2 separate regions of the Mus musculus genome follow, and region 2 is linked to region 1. The links are chromatin loops, found by intact Hi-C in ENCODE. Cell type or tissue: left cerebral cortex. All regions are shown on one strand.

What was found. A loop is a pair of places that touch in the nucleus more often than their neighbours do. Peaks named below come from ENCODE experiments on the same cell type or tissue, not always from the same donor. Only the 100,000 strongest peaks of a DNase experiment are listed, where the experiment ranks them.
Region 2: a loop joins it to region 1, with 4 times the contacts of the local background. A loop is called at or near these places in 2 of 42 quality-filtered maps.

The regions. Positions count from the first base shown.
Region 1 is chr6:32,304,482-32,312,481 of GRCm38, reverse strand. Plxna4 (plexin A4) reads left to right here. Exons shown (of 32, transcript NM_175750.3): 4 at 1,890-2,021. Among named protein-coding and RNA genes, the nearest start is that of Gm13850, 200 kb to the right of the region's middle. In left cerebral cortex, no CTCF peak of the experiment used is centred here; a DNase peak (open chromatin) is centred at 3,109.
Region 2 is chr6:32,182,755-32,190,754 of GRCm38, reverse strand. Plxna4 (plexin A4) reads left to right here. Exons shown (of 32, transcript NM_175750.3): 22 at 5,193-5,461. Among named protein-coding and RNA genes, the nearest start is that of Gm13850, 75 kb to the right of the region's middle. In left cerebral cortex, a CTCF peak has its summit at 6,773; a DNase peak (open chromatin) is centred at 6,772.

The sequences.
Region 1 (8,000 bases):
AGTGAATGCAAAAATGGGGCTCTAGGACATTGAGGTGTTTCCACTGCAGGGGGAGCATCACTCTGCAGAGCCTCTGCTGGCTTTCCTGTTATTTGTTTTCATGAGCATAATGGGAAATCAGCAAAGAGAATCCTTCATTTCATTTCTTTGTTCATTTGAAAAAATAAATGCCTGTCTCGAAAACCAAAAATAGATAGATAGATAGATAGATAGATAGATAGATAGATAGATAGATAGATAGATAGATAGATAGTGGTCAAACAATCAAACGACCACAAAATCAGCTAGCATCCAAGTTCAGGGAACTCATCAGAAACAAGAGAGTCTGCCGATCTGATGCATTATTTGTCACCAGTTTTGTTGTCACTTTCTATCATTTAGTTCCTCTGAATAACTCTTTTATTCTCCTTGATCTCTTAAGAGGTTGAAATTTATAAGGTAAAAATTAAAAAGGTTACATAATGGACAAACTCAGAATGTAATGTGTTCTCTAGTTTTGTTGTTGAAATCACTAACATTTCCCCACAGATACCTTGTGAAACCTTCTATTAGCAGTATACCATCAAGTCCTCTGATCCCAGAGCTCTCACCTAGCTACATCCTCAGGAGTGCTTGTCCCAACTTGCATAGATGGTACCATTCACATAGGGCAGTGCGCCTGCTGGATTTGTGCACTTAAACTTCAGATGGCTCTAGAGACTTGGGCCAGAGGCCAGAGGCCAGATGAGCATTGTGTACAGTTGGGAAGTCCAAATCTTTTCTAGGTTTATTTTCAGTGATGGTGTGGGTGGGACATCTCTTCTGGTGATTTCCAGATTGTCTAAATATTTCTAGGAAGGAGTTGGGGGTGGCCCAGGGATTATCATTAGATAATAAAATATCCTTGAAAGGTTGAGGATGGCTCATATCTGAGGCACAATTTTCTGTGATTTCCTTCAGTTGAGCCATGAATAGAACTTCCCAAGCTGTCTCAGGACTGATCATCTATTCTAAACCCTGAAGTGTAAGCTGCTGGCTTTTATGAACCAAAGGAGATCAGAGATGTGCAGCTTCTGGGATTGACTCCTCTCCCAAAACAGAGCAGTGATATCTTGGTAGAATTATCAGTGACTAAGCTCATATCCATATATCAAAAACATTTCTGCTAATAAATGTTAGCCCTTCTCATGCAGGTTGATCCTCTGATCTGAAGCTGCCTCAGTTACCCAACCTAGACCCTTCATCGTGATACCAGCCCCATACTCACCTCTAAAGGCCAGCACAGCCTCAGCGAACTGATCCTAGGGCATAGAAAACCAGACTCTTTACAAAGCTCATATTGGTCACTCCCCTCCCTTCTCTGTGAACTTCCATTAGTAGATCGCAGCAGGCTTCTGACACTTAAGTCTTTGGTTTTGGACTCTAAGCTCTGCAGAAACAGAGCTCTCTACTCCTCTTGGCTGTAGGGAGTGTCTCTAGGCTGAAGCTGGGTTGTGAGCAATACAAAATCTAAACTCATTGTAGTAGGTTGGATAAGATGTCCCTCATGGTCTCAGGCATTTGAATGTCTGATCCTCATTTGGTTGTGTTATTTGGGGAATCTTAGGGAGTGTGACTCTGTTGGAGGAAGCATGTCATAGAACCTGGCCTTTGAGTATGAAATACTTCAACTACTGCTAAGTTTGTTTTCTCTGCTTCATGTTTGTGGTCCGAGGTGTGAGTCCTCAGCCTCCCACTCCTGCCACCATGTCTACCACTTGCTGCCATGCTTGTCATAGATTCTTATCCCTCTGGGGACCATAAGCTCAGATAAGCTGTTTCTTATATAAGAAGGTTTGGCTATTTTTATCACAGCAACAGAAAAGGAACTGATATATTGACCTCACCTTTCCCCTCTCTCTTCTCTGCAGATCCGGGTTGATGGGCCCAAGGGAAATGCCCTCCAATATGAGACTGTGCAGGTGGTGGACTCAGGACCAGTCCTCCGGGACATGGCCTTTTCCAAGGACCACGAGCAACTCTACATCATGTCAGAAAGGCAGGTAAGGCTGTTGAGCTCTGCTCGACATTTGTCTTGCAACTAAATACTAGCCCGTGGCTCCATAGAAACCTACAGGAGCCAGCTGCAGAAAGGTGATTTGATTTATTTGGCTCAGTGTGTCTCCCTGCACTTATACTGCCTGGGGACTGGGACTGTGTATGTTGTAGTGGGAATGGAACATTTGAAATATGAAAATATCCACACGTCTAGTACAAATTCACTGGCTTCAAAATGATGATGTGGATAGGCTCAAAGCCAACATTTCCTACTTTGAAGAAAATCTCAAGGGCAGAATCCCAAGTTCTCGGTCAGATTTCCCCATGCAAAGGATAACCACTGATCAAAAGTCACATTTCTGGTCTGAAGAGGTTTGTGTGATAGCAAAGACTTGGTGTAGTAAAAAACCTCAGTGAGTATCACAAAAGAGCCAGGTAGATGAAGGCTTGAAAAGCATTCAGTGCAGAGAAATGAGATGATACATCATGTGCTTCAAGCCTTCTTGTCTACCTCCAAATTTGTGGAACCTCTAGAAGGTTATATGAAAGCCAGTCTGTGAACAGTGAGCACACAGGGATGGTTGCTGGCGAAGACTAAAGGACTTTGTAAGGTTAGGTTTGGTTCTGGAGCTTAGTCACATGCTAAGTAAATTGTTCATGGGTCCTCAGTGCAGACAAGTGACCCATTTATAGCAAGCAAATGAATATTCCCCTGAGCAATTCCATATAATTAAAGGTGTTTCCCATAGTCCTCTAACTCATTGCCCAGAGTGTTACATTCTACAATATATCACGGAACCCCCAAGTGTGACTAGGCAATGCTGCACCTCTGCCCTATTGTTTCTAGGGGTTCATATTGGAAGCTGTCCATTTAGCTCATGAATATAGATGCCTTGGTACTGAGTGACAGAGGCAGTAGCCATGAGGGACAGCTCTCTCTTTTATTCATCTTCATTTCTGGGCCTGAACTCTCTGGAGGACCCTGCTGACAGAGTCTAGATTGTTCTGCCGGTCCCAACTCCACAGAGTGAGGGATATGAATTCCACATTATGCCACCCACAGGACTTGTGCATTATGCCCTGGAAGCCTACAGCAGCCCCGCCCTCCATAGGAGCTTGATGACATCTTCTCTCAGTGTGGGTCTCTGGATCTGCCAGCTTCAGCAATACAGGGATTCATTGTGGTGTCCGCTGGAATCTACCGTGATTTGAGGATGGTGCAATGTTTTGCTCTGGGGTTGGATACAACTGACATGGAATGAACAGCTGGTGATGAATCCATCTTCCTGTCTGCATTTTTTTCTTTTCTTAATGTGATTCCCCATTCTTTACTCTTTGCCTAACTCTATGGCCATAGGAGATGGGGAGAAGAATGGCTTTCTTAGATGGAATTGAAATTTTTAAGAAAGCCCAACATGAATTACAACATCGAACATATTTCAACATGCCTTGCCTGATCTGAAACCTGGACTTTCTAAACCTAGCACTTAAAACACGAAAGGAGTTTAAAAGATGTGACAGCTAAATGCCTAGTGTGAGTGATCAGTCCTCTCTGGCAACTCTGAGGGTGAGCATCCCTCTGCCTTTGAAGAACCCAGCTGGCGACTTACTTGTCTCTGTGTTCTAAAGGTGCTCCAGTTGTCTCTAGTGTGCTCTCTCCCCACTCTGATTTGGTAAGGTGTTATGCTGGGAACTTGATTATGACATATTGGACAGGAAAGGAAGACAGGAGTGAAGACCAGTTGCCCATCCATTTTGGAATTGCCCTTCACGGGGACGGAACATGAAATCCAGAGGTCTCATTGCCTATGTCAACACTGGTATCCAGTGGGTTCCTGGATTCTTTGTGTAGCACATTAGTTAAGGGCACAGGCCTTGGCACCACAATATCTGAGTGTATTAGTTACTAGTAACTAATATGACCATATCCCTGACAGGAATAGCTTAAAGGAGATTTTTTAAACTCATGGTTCAAGGGATATAGTCCATCACGGAAAAGAAGACTAGTGTAGTTCAGTTCATTGCAATTGGAGCTTAGAGTGGCTTATTTATAGTGGGGTATCAAACAAGAAAAACAGAGCACAGGCTAGATGTGGGGTTAGGTTATAATCCTGAAAAACCTTCTCCCAGTCATTTTTTTCCCCACTAGCTTGGCCTCATGTTCCAAAGAGCTCAGAACCTCTCACACCAGCACCATCATCTGAGGGCCAAGTGTTCAAACACATGAGCCTGTGGGAGGTATTTCACACACAAACTGTAATGCTGTGAATTAACCCTTACGCTTCTATTTGCTAAATGTAGTATCAAGTAAGTTCTGGAGTTCATAAAAGATCAGCATCCTCTACTATCTAACAGCCAGAGCTCCAAACAAAAAGCAACATGACATATATAGCAAGCGTAGCCATGAGATTAATCCCTGGATTTCAAGGCAGACCTACCCTGTCTGACTAGTGTCCCTAGACACTTTGAGTTCCATCTTCTGATTTTCTTTCTCTCAAATGTGATTAAAACACTGAGCAAAAAAGACTTTGAGGGCTGGTGAGATGGCTCAGTGGTTAAGAGCACCCGACTGCTCCTCCGAAGGTCCGGAGTTCAAATCCCAGCAACCACATGGTGGCTCACAACCATCCGTAACGAGATCTGACTCCCTCTTCTGAAGTGTCTGAAGACAGCTACAGTGTACTTACATATAATAAATAAATAAATTAAAAAAAAAAAGACTTTGAGGAGGAAAAGGTTCCTCTCAGTTTACAGGTCACAGTCCACCATTGATGGAAGCCAAGGCAGAAGTTCAAGGTATGAAGTGAGGCAGAGATACTGGAGAAATGCTCTTACTGATTTGCTCTCTATTGTTTGCTCAGCTGGTTTTCTTAGGCATCACAGAACCTCCTGATGATGGCTGGCACTGCCCACAGTGGGCTCCATCCATGTACACCAATCATTAAGATCAACAACAAAAACCTCAGAGATGCAACCATAGGTCAAGCTAATGGAGGCAGTCCCTCTATTGGGTTCCCTCTTCCAGGTGACTCTACTTTGTGTCAAGTTGACAAATAATTAGCACACTCCCAGTCTTGGCTTTGTCATCTGTAACCTAAGCATGACAATGATGAGCAGCTTCACTTGAGAGCTTGAATAACCCAAGAGTAACATGTACTAGTCTTCAGATTACTATTTTTTCCTATAAAGAGAATAAAGACCGAAATATTCCAGAAGTATGTGAATTAATAATGTGAAATACCAAGGAGTTAGTTCTGAGATCTGCAGCCTTTTCCCAGAAGTCCTCATCTAATGTGTAGTTGAGGATCCATGGCCCATATGGGCTCTGTTGCATCATCCAACTCTGCTGTCTTGACATAAAGCTGCCGTTGATAACATAAAAATAAACAGCTGTGGCAGTGCACAGTGCTACTTCATTCATAAAATGTGTAGCAGGCAATAGTTTTACAAAACTTGAGTCAGTCCTTCGGTGGCAACACATTGAAAGATTCCCCTAGCACTGGTGGAGCTACCGTGTAAAGAGGCTCAGAAATTCAAGAAGCAAAGACGTCATCTATGAGCATCATTGCTTAGAAAAACCAGGCTGTCTTTGGATTATTGTTTCTAAGGTCCCTCAACCTCCTGAACTTCCTGTTACCTCTGTGGTTGCTGCTTCTTGATCACTACCTGGTGCCTTCTCTTTCCTTTATCCTTTTAGTGTTATATTATCATTTAATGATGGTAGGCAGTCTCATGACTTCACATCTCGTCTGATGCTCTCTAATCAGCCTGTCTAATATAGCTACTCACAGATATTGCCATATAGGTACATTCCATACACTTTCAACTTAACATGCCCAAGACCACATTTCTCATATTCCTCTCTAGCATTCCTCATTTGTAGTAATCTCTATCTTTCTTAATAGCAACCAAGTTATTCAAGCTAAAAACTTTATAGACATCCTTAACTTCTTTTTCAACCCATGACTCTACATCCAACATATCAGAAAAATTATTGATTCTTTAAGATACTTATAAAATATGATAATTTCCCTTATCACTGCTACCACTCTGGATCAAGACTGATATTTTCAATAGACTTTCTTTATTCTTTCTGTGACCACCATTATTTTCCCAAACTTTTCAAGGCAAATAACCCAATCTCTTAAGGTTTAAGTTAAAACATGTCATTTTACCAGCACTGACAAGGACCCAGAAAGCCTGTGAAGTCCTTCTACTCATGTCTGAAGGTTGTTTTTTGTTTGTTTGCTTGTTTTTTAAGAGTATTGGGTATCCCACCTTGAACTTGAATTTGCTATGCTAAGATGTGCCACTCTTCTAGTTTTATTCCTGTTGCTGTAATAAATCACCTAGACTAAAAGCCACTTAGGGGAAAAGGGAGTTGTTTGATTTACAATCCTAGCTTCTAGTCCATCACATGGGAATGTCACAGTGGCAGGAACGTCAAGTTGCTAGTCATATCTAGCAAGTCTAGACCAGAGATATAAAACTAAATACATGCTTGCTTGATTTCTTGCCAAGATCCCAATTTCTGCATGCTTACATAGTTTAGGATCTTTTGAGTAGAGAATGGTTCTACCCACAGTGGGTTAAGTCTACCCATGTCACTTAAGGAAGTCAAGATTATCTCTCCATGAACATGCCCATAGGTCAACATGCTGTAAACAGACCCTGATTGAAAAATCTTTCCCTAGGTCAGCCTAGATTTTGTTAAGTTGGTAATTAAAGCTAACCATCACACCCACCATTCCTAGTGATACTTTTTATGCTCTATATTCTAGAATTATCTGAACTTATCACCCTCTATCTCACTCTTCTCTCATACCAACTCTGCAGAATCAGGGAAGGGTGAGTAAGTGTTCCAGACAAAGAAATGCTCCTGATGACAGTCCTTTGCTGTGCCAGGCATGCTCATATCTGGGTCTTTGTTCTTATGATCCTCATGCCTGAAGTTGCCTCCAGGCATGGAACCCCAAGGCTGACTCTCTTCCAAGTGTTTGCTTCCAAGAGGTTCCCCTGAGATCCTCGGAAAATTTCAACCTGCTCTCCACAAGGTCCAACTACTACCAACTCCCCATCTTTATCTATTTCCATCTAGGCTACTTAGTCTCTTCTTATGCATGCCATGCACAGTATTTACTTGCATGTCTTTCTCCTTTAGAATGTAAACACTAGGAGAATAAAAATGTTGGCATTTCATCATTTAAGTTCATGTATGACTGGGCACCCCAGTCATAAGCTCATGCATTTGCCAACCTCTTGAGAAAGCCTGAGAAAGTTTCCCCTTGGCCATATGGTGAGAGGCTCAGACAGAAGCATTAATTTTGAATGTATGCAGCATGAGAACAGAAATGTTATTATGTTTTATCTTTTTAGTTCACTTATATATCATAGCCCTCTAGAATAATATCAGACACATAAGAATGTAGTACATATGTGTTAAATGGGTAAGAAAATAAACAAGTTGAGCTCCTCCTGGATTCTACGGCCTTGAGCTTCTTGTTTCAATTATGTTACTCTGACTTGTTCCCCTCACTGGACCCTCAAAGCTGACCACAAACCACCCCAGGGTCTACACTTTCCAACCTTATTAGACAGGCAGACTCACTCTTACACCTAGGGCAATAGCAATCTGAATCATAGCCCACTTCAGGGTTAAGAACCTGTGTCAGAGGGAGCTGGTAGTGGAGAATGCCAGCCATGATTCACCACATTTGCCGAGAGAGAGAGAGAGAGAGAGAGAGAGAGAGAGAGAGAGAGAGACTCTTCCACTCTTCTTTTGAAGCTCTTGAGATTGTGGCAGGACAGTTGCCTAATGGAACTTTTGGTTCTGGTGCTGTGTCTGATGAAAAAGCAAGAAGGAGGCATCCTGGTGAGCAGTGGAGAGAGAAGAGAGACTCTGGAGGCTGCAAGCAAGCTAGCTAACTTCTTCTACCACTGGTGTTTTTCTGTTCCTCTTGGCAAAAAAATCCAAGTTCTAGACT
Region 2 (8,000 bases), 120 kb after region 1:
CTCATTCACAATCATGCTTATAAGCACCCATGTTTCTCCACACTTGCTTGTTGGATGATGCAGGTGTGTGTGTTTGTGTGTGTGTGCGTGTGTAATTTTGAAATGAGAGAACAGGAACCTATCTCTTAGAGGAGCTCTCCCTGTCCCTCTGTCTGATAGACACCGTGTAGCACTTGCAGAGACTACAAGCAATGTCCCTACATTCTCTCTGGCATGAACCTGTGGTCTCTGTCAATGCGTACACCTGTGTGCATTCGTGTGTATACTTCTACATGTGTCATATATGCATGCACAAAGACACTAGCTATCTCAGAACGCTATCAATTGCCTTGTTTGGAGTCTTCATCTTCCCTCTTCCCCCTTCTACTCTTCTCTGTCTTTCATCTTTCCTCATCATCAGTTTAGTTTACACCCAGACACCAGACTACTGAAGACATAAAAGAGCATGTAAGTCCCTAGTTCAGAGAAGTCATGTGGTGAGCAGATAGGTAGGTCATTGTCTATATGCATTGAGTGTGTTACTCATGTATAGGCTATGCAGTTCACTTTATGGTCTGACTTCCTACCAGGTGGAGACTCTGGCATAGAGTATTACTGTAGGAAACATCTGAGTAAAGGACTGTCTGTCTGTCTGTCTGTCTGCCTGACTGTCTGTACTAGAAAGGAAACAGTACTACTAACAAGGGGAGTGATGCTCTATCTGGAGGCATCAGAGGGAATAAGCTAAGAATTCAACCAGGATAGGTATATAGAGTTATTTTTCTAGTTATTCTATTTCTTAGTTATTCTATTTCCCAGTTAGTATATTTCCTAGAAAATAATTCTATATACCTAGTTATTCGCTAGTTCAGAATTCTAACTCTCCATGAAGATGTAACTTTTCAATGCGGTTTTCTAAGCCCATGTCAAAATAGGGCCCAGAAATCAATTTTACTGTCCCTACATTAGCCTGAGTCTGTGGACCTTATGTGGTCTCATGCAAACTATTATTTGGTTGGTTTCCAACCAATTTTTGCTGTGGAAAGTTTCTCCTTGGTGTTCTGAGGGTAAAGGACCGCCCCCGTTGTTAAAAGGTGTGTTTTCCAACCTTTCAGCTGCATGGGACACATGCACACAGTGGAAAGTATGAAGCAAGAGGGTCACCTTGCTTTGGTTCATTGGAGTCCACATGAGGCAAGTGGAGGCATTTGAGGAAGAGACTTTCCTGGCCCTAACCACATGCTAGTGCTTTAAAAACACAGAGAACGTCAGTCACACACTCCTGGTCTTAACCCATCACTGGCTCCTAAATTCTAACCTATTGGGTTACAATTAAATTTTACTATCCAGTTTTATATGCACAGAATTCAACTAAAGTGGAGAACCATCTGGATAATAAAGAATATTTGGTTTCAGAATGACTTTGACCAGGGTCAGGAGAGGGTGGCAGAGTATGCAAGGGTGTTTCTGGATACACTTCTCCAAGATACTTCACCTCCATCTCTACTCTCTATTGAGTGGAAAGAGAGAAAGTGTCCACTTCCAGCACCAATACAGACAGTGATGTGTGTTAGATATCCTAGTGAACAGAGACAGACAGAAAAAAACACAACAACAACCCTGCAGTCCAGAGATCTAAAGAGGCAGGCAATAAAACCACTGCTGATTCTGTGCACATAGCATATGCCAATTACTTCACTACATTATCTTATTTAATGTTCATAAAGCATTATGAGACAGACCCTCATACTCTCATTTTATAAATAAAACAATAGACTCTGGAGGGGTTGGAGTTCTCTTCCACACCCAGTTACCATGTTTTCTGATTCCAGAGCCCAGGTTGCTGACCACAGTACCTTTCCTGCAGGAGGCTAGCCAAAAATGTCTCACCCTGGGCCCTGGCCAGGTACTTGCTGGCCATAGGCATATGACTTTTTTAAGGTGCAAGAGCAGCTGACACAGTAAGTTCATAATGGGTCTTCATGGCATAGGGTGACACATAGCTGGCACAGTGACCTCTCTAATTGCTGAACTGTCAATGTCCACCCTTCCCTTTGACAGACAGTCTGGGAATCTCAGTGACTGTGCAGACAGAAGGCCGAGTTGGCTTCAGACAGCTCCTGAGTCCAGGAATGGGGTAGACATGGTGGAAGGTGGTGGGGTGGGGCTTGAAAATGGAGCACTGCCCTTTAGCAGTAAGGTGGCCTGAGGACACGTGTGGTCATTTCTCTGAGGACCTGAAGGTGTGAGATCATTAGAAGACTCCATAGAAAGCATGCACTAACGTGCACCATACACAGAGCCCAGGAAATAGCATTTTCGGTTACCTTTAGTTCAAGTAGCAGAGGAATCGTTCTGAGAAGAGGTGGAAGGAGCAGAAATAAAGCATCACCTTGTGTGTGAGCGGGTGGTCACGGGTGTGGAAAGGAAGTCAGGAAGAAACAGGCAGGCAGTAGATTAACGCCTGAGCTGTGGCAGAGGGAGGCTACCATGTACTCCTTGCCAGTACTACATCAGCTCTCAAGGGATTGGGGAACTAAAGGAGCCAGGTGTAAGGTAAGCCAAGGCTGTGCCCTCTTGAGACAATGAGGAACTAAGGGAGTGGGGTTATGATGAGGGTCAAGTGAAGGCCAGGTTGGCTGGCTGGTACATAATGTATCCTCTTGGTTCTGTCATTCTCCTGTTCTCCTGTCTCTGTCTGAGAATTGTCCTCCCTAGGACTAATAGTGCAGCCAGAGGAATGACAAAGGACTTGCTTTGGGTGCAGACAGGCTTCCTCTCAGATTCCAGAATCTCCTGCCACCAGGAAAGCTTGCACAAGACCTCTGCCATTCAGAGGAGATGGAGACCCAGTGTGCCCTCTGTAGAGGAACCAAGCACATGGGACTGGCTTCTAGCTGACAGCAGCCTGCTGCCCATGCCTCTGCCTGAATCCAGAACACAGGGGTTTCTGAGTCATGGGAAGAATGTCTATTTCTACTATCGTCTGTGACTTGGGGCCAATAGGCTATCTCTATCTGCCTTTCTCAGTCCTTGCCAGTTGAAACATGGGGGACAGCAGAATAAAATAGCTGCTCTTTGTGACTCAGCCATACATCATACTCAGTTCAACAGGCCTCTCATGATTTGTCTGAGCCCATGTAATGTCCCCTGGCTAGGGTATGTCTGGGTCCATGGTCTAGTTTGGAGGAGCCTGAAGAGACTCTTGTCCTCATGTGGTCCCAGAAGTCCTAACAGATCCTGCACCCTAGAGTTTTGTGTGGACAAAATGAATGAATATAGCCAAAACAGTCCAAACAGGACTTGGCAAAGAGGAAAGTCCATATACATATTACCTCTTCCAACAACTGGACTTTTCTGGTGAAAAAAATTGACAACTAGTAAATGGCCAGGATTGAATCCAACCCAGGCTTGACCAACTAAAACCATGTTCTTCACTGTGACATACATGGCAGTCCTTCCCAAAGACCTGGGAGGCTGGGACATAGCTTTTAGGTTGCCTCCTTGGCACCTCTGTTAGTCTCACCTCCCTCAGCATATCCCCCAGGACTGAGCTCAAGAGGACAAGCACTTCTCAGCATTCCACAAAGGCACAAAGGCTCCCTATGAGGTCCAAGCCCAAGAGTTTTTGTTTTTTTTTTTTTGTTGTTGTTTTTTTGTTTTGTTTTGTTTTTTTTTTAGCAAACACACAGAGCAGAGCTCATGCATCACTGCTCAGCACAATGACTGACAGGTTCCCAAGACAGCTGATTTGTCCCACCCATCAAGCCACTGTTCAGATCAAAAGGCAGAGCAGTACCAGCTCTCTAGGTGTCCTGTGGCCCCCTCCCAAATGCCCAAGAAAACCACTTTCTGACTACCATTGAGTTATCATCCCTGTCCCAGTCAGTGTTTAAATAGTGCTGTATGAAGAGTGAGCCTGCTCTAGTGTCTGTCTTCTACATTCAGCATTTATCACTTTGCTATGGCTAGTAGTAGGTCATTATCAGGACAATGGAGCATCCATCCGTTCCCTTGCTGCTAAGCATCTGGGAGACACCAGCCTGTGGTTCCTCTGAATAGAGAGCCCTTTCTGGACATCTCCGTCCTCCATGCTCAGCTAAGTGGCTGCCATATGGCTTTCAATCTGATTGTACTCTTTTCCCAAAAAACCTAACCTGAAGAGAGGAAGGTTAAGTCCCTCCTCCCCTGGACTAAGAACAGCATGGTGCTCCTTAGAGACCACCTCTCCCTTTCCTAAAGTAGGTCCCGTTGGGTTCCCTAAGAGATAAATGAACTTGTGTAAGCTTACAATGTGTGGAGGTGACAGAGTCCGGGGGAGATCCAGTCCTCTTGATGGTTTGACCATAGAACCTTTGGAGTCAGAGGAGGAAGGTGGATGTTAGTTTAGCCGGGAGCCCTGGCCTGGTAATTCCTCAGGCAGGACACAAACCACAGCAGTTGTGGCCTCTCAAAGCTCCAGAGAATTAAAAGGTGCACTGGGACGCAGGCCTGCGTTAGTTCTGCATCACCATCAGGAAAGAGCTCAGCCTCTAGAGTCTAACATTGGGGGGTTCAAATTCTATTCCTACTTCTTGTGAACTTCGGCTAATTCTCCTGGTCTTAGCGACTGTGTCTCAAAACTGCAGGTACTTAACTACTTTGCAAGCCATGATGGAGGTTGTCTTAGTCAGGGTTTCTATTCCTGCACAATCATCATGACCAAGAAGCAAGTTGGGGAGGAAAGGGTTTATTCGGCTTACACTTCCACATTGCTGTTCATCACCAAGGAGGTCAGGACTGGAACTCAAGCAGGTCAGGAAGCAGGAGCTGATGCAGAGGCCATGGAGGGATGTTCTTTACTGGCTTGCTTCCCCTGGCTTGCTCAGCCTGCTTTCTTATAGAACCAAGATTACCAGCCCAGAAATGGTCCCACCCACAAGGGGCATTTCCCCCTTGATCACTAATTGAGAAAATGTCCCACAGCTGGATCTCATGGAGGCATTTCCTCAACTGAAGCTCCTTTCTCTGTGATAACTCCAGCTGTGTCAAGTTGACACATAAAACCAGCCAGTACAGAGGGTAAACAGATACTAGGCCCCATCATGCATGACAACTGAGAAGGACTTGGTTGTGTTAGCCGGATCAACTGTGTGCACAATAGAGGGGCCTGTTCTTCGGGCAGTTAGCGAGGCAGCCAGAAGCTCATGTTAAGATCCCAAATCTCCCCGCAGGTCCCAGGCTACCGGCAGGAGCGTGTGGAGAAAGGACTCAAGCTCTTCGCCCAGCTCATCAACAACAAGGTGTTCCTGCTCTCTTTCATCCGCACTCTGGAGTCTCAGCGCAGTTTTTCCATGCGCGACCGAGGTAACGTGGCCTCCCTCATCATGACGGTACTTCAGAGCAAGCTAGAGTATGCCACTGACGTGCTGAAGCAGCTACTGGCTGACCTCATTGATAAGAACCTGGAGAGCAAGAACCACCCCAAGCTGCTGCTCAGGAGGTGAGAAAGGCCTACGGTGGCCAGCTGGGGTCAGAGTATCCCCTACCCCAGCCCAATCCTAATGTACGGCTCGTGGAAGCCCTCAGGTTCACCAGGCAGGCTGCAGAGGGATCAGCTATGTTTCCTAAGGGTGATGCACTGACCTGTGAGAGGCCACTCCCACATGTTACCTGGGTGTCCACAGCCCAGTTCATCCTGTACCTGCTTTCCATTATATTCCTGACCTTCTGAATTGTACCATTTCCCCTGTCATTCTGGGTCAGTGATCAGTTAGGCCACGGCCTGGCCTCACCTAGGCCTGGACTAGAAGTAGAACAAGACCACAAGCTGCCCGTGAGCCCGTAACAAGAGCAGAATACAAGCATATAGACAGAAAGCTATGTAGGCCTCTGCCAGACCTGATGGGGACCTACATTTTAACAGGGAACTAAGTAAGTAATTAAAAAGTTCCCATTTGAGAAACAGGAAGTGAAAGTCTTAGGACAACTGACTCAGTGCAGCCCAGCAAACAGGTCCTGACCCCTGCCATAGGCACAGGACTTACTGCTGGACAGTCAGATGCTGTTAGGTGTCCTTATGCCTGTGGCCAGTCTCCTGACACAAGCAAGTCAGAGTAGGAGTGGTTTCTTGCGGCTCATGGTTTGAGGAAATACAGGCCATCATGGTGAGCAAGGGATTGGCAGCTTTGTGTCCAGTGGTTTGCTTCCTCCTGCCAGGCCCCATCACTTAAAGGTTCCATGACTGTTCAAAGCAGTGTCACCACCATCTGGGGACCCAGCGTTCAAACCTGTGAACCTGTAGAAAATATCTCCTTTGAACCATAACACATGTTTCTACCACATGTTTTGAAAACTCACAAGGTTAGACAAGTGTCAGCCCTGTCTGCCCTGGGACTTTGACTTGGTTAGAAAACCGCAGGTACTCCATTCTCGGCTTGCTCCCCTTGAACGATGAGCATATCGCTTCTTAGTTATTAATCCAATGTCCAGCCCTGTGGCACATCTGCAGTTAGAAAACACCATGAAAAACACCTGTCCCCAGCTTTCTGCTCAGACCACCCCATCCCACCTGACCTCTGCCCCGTGGTTTCCATGTCAGACTCCAGGCCTCTCAGGATTGCTCACCGGTGACTGGCAGCCAGATAGACTTAGTTTTCTGAACAGTTTGCTCTGGGATTTCTCTGGTGGGGAGGGAGGGCACTTGTGCACACAGCTGCAAAAGGCTCCAGTGCAGAGGAGAATCCCACAGCTCTGCCAGCGGCAAGGTAGATAATTTTGATTTTTGTTTTACTTTCGCTGTGTAGCCACCCACTGGCATAATTCTAGGGTTGCCGCTGCTTGCTAGCACTCCCACTGACAACTTCCTGGCGTGGTCTCATGGTCTCACTCTGGGGCTCTGTCTTCTCTCCTTATTTTCTGCTTGTGCTCCCGGATGCTTCTGCACTGTTGTCCCACCCCACCCCCTGCCACTTCCTTCTTTTCTTCTTGCCACTGGCTGCCCCCCCCCCCAACCTCCAACATTCTTCCTTCTTTCCCTTCCCTGGCTTCACTGCCAACCAGCAGCTATCTGGACACCTGGAGATTTCAGTTAACAACTAACAACTGTGTATTTAAATCCACCAAACCTATCAGGATGGGCTAATTTGTCTCTGGAGCTGGCCATGCTCTCAACCCAAGTTTCAACCTAGGCTGTCCACTTGCTACTGGCCCCATTTAGCTACTGGGCACTTGAAATACGGCCAGTGTGCATCCTAAATCAACAATGCCACCACAGCATCCACTTTTCCAAAGAAAACAATAAGAAGGCTTGCATTGTGACATGTTAGACTCAAATAAGTATTGCCTGCTGTTGCAGCGGCCTTTGAGGTAGGACAATGCTATGGCCCTCCTCTGTGTGGCTGCCAATGCTGTGGGTCTAAATAAGGCAGCAGGATTTATATGGAATACCTGGTCTCTCTATTGTGATTGACTTCCTATGTCCCGCTACAGATTCCTCTTTTCTTCCTATGTCCCACCTAACTGGTACCCCCTTGTTTCCTGTTCTATTTCTCCTTTCTTTCTTATCAATAGGGATGTGCCCATCAATGCATTCTCAAATTTTTCTAAGGCTGTTCCATCCAATAGGAAAACTTCTACCACATATAATGACTCAAATCTAAATTCACTAAATAAAGTGTGTAAACTTCAGCTCCTCAGACCCACTAGCCACATTTCAAGTGTTCAGGGGCCACGTGTGGCAAGTAACAACTGGACAACATAGGTGAGGACCTTTGCCATCACTGTGAAGTGGTATAGGATGGTACAAAGAAGACCCCCACATAGGCCATATGCATGCCCAGATGCCAAGATCCAGATTCCCAGACAGAGCTCTGTTCTCAGCCCCGGAGCCTGGCAAGCTATAAGATTCTGCTGTGTGTTAGGTTACCAGACTCTGAAGTCTGTAACATGCTGGCAGGTTCTCCCCCATTCTATCCAGCCCATGGCCTCTGACCAATCACCTCTTGTCTTCTTTCTCCCATCCTCTCTATGACTGATACCAG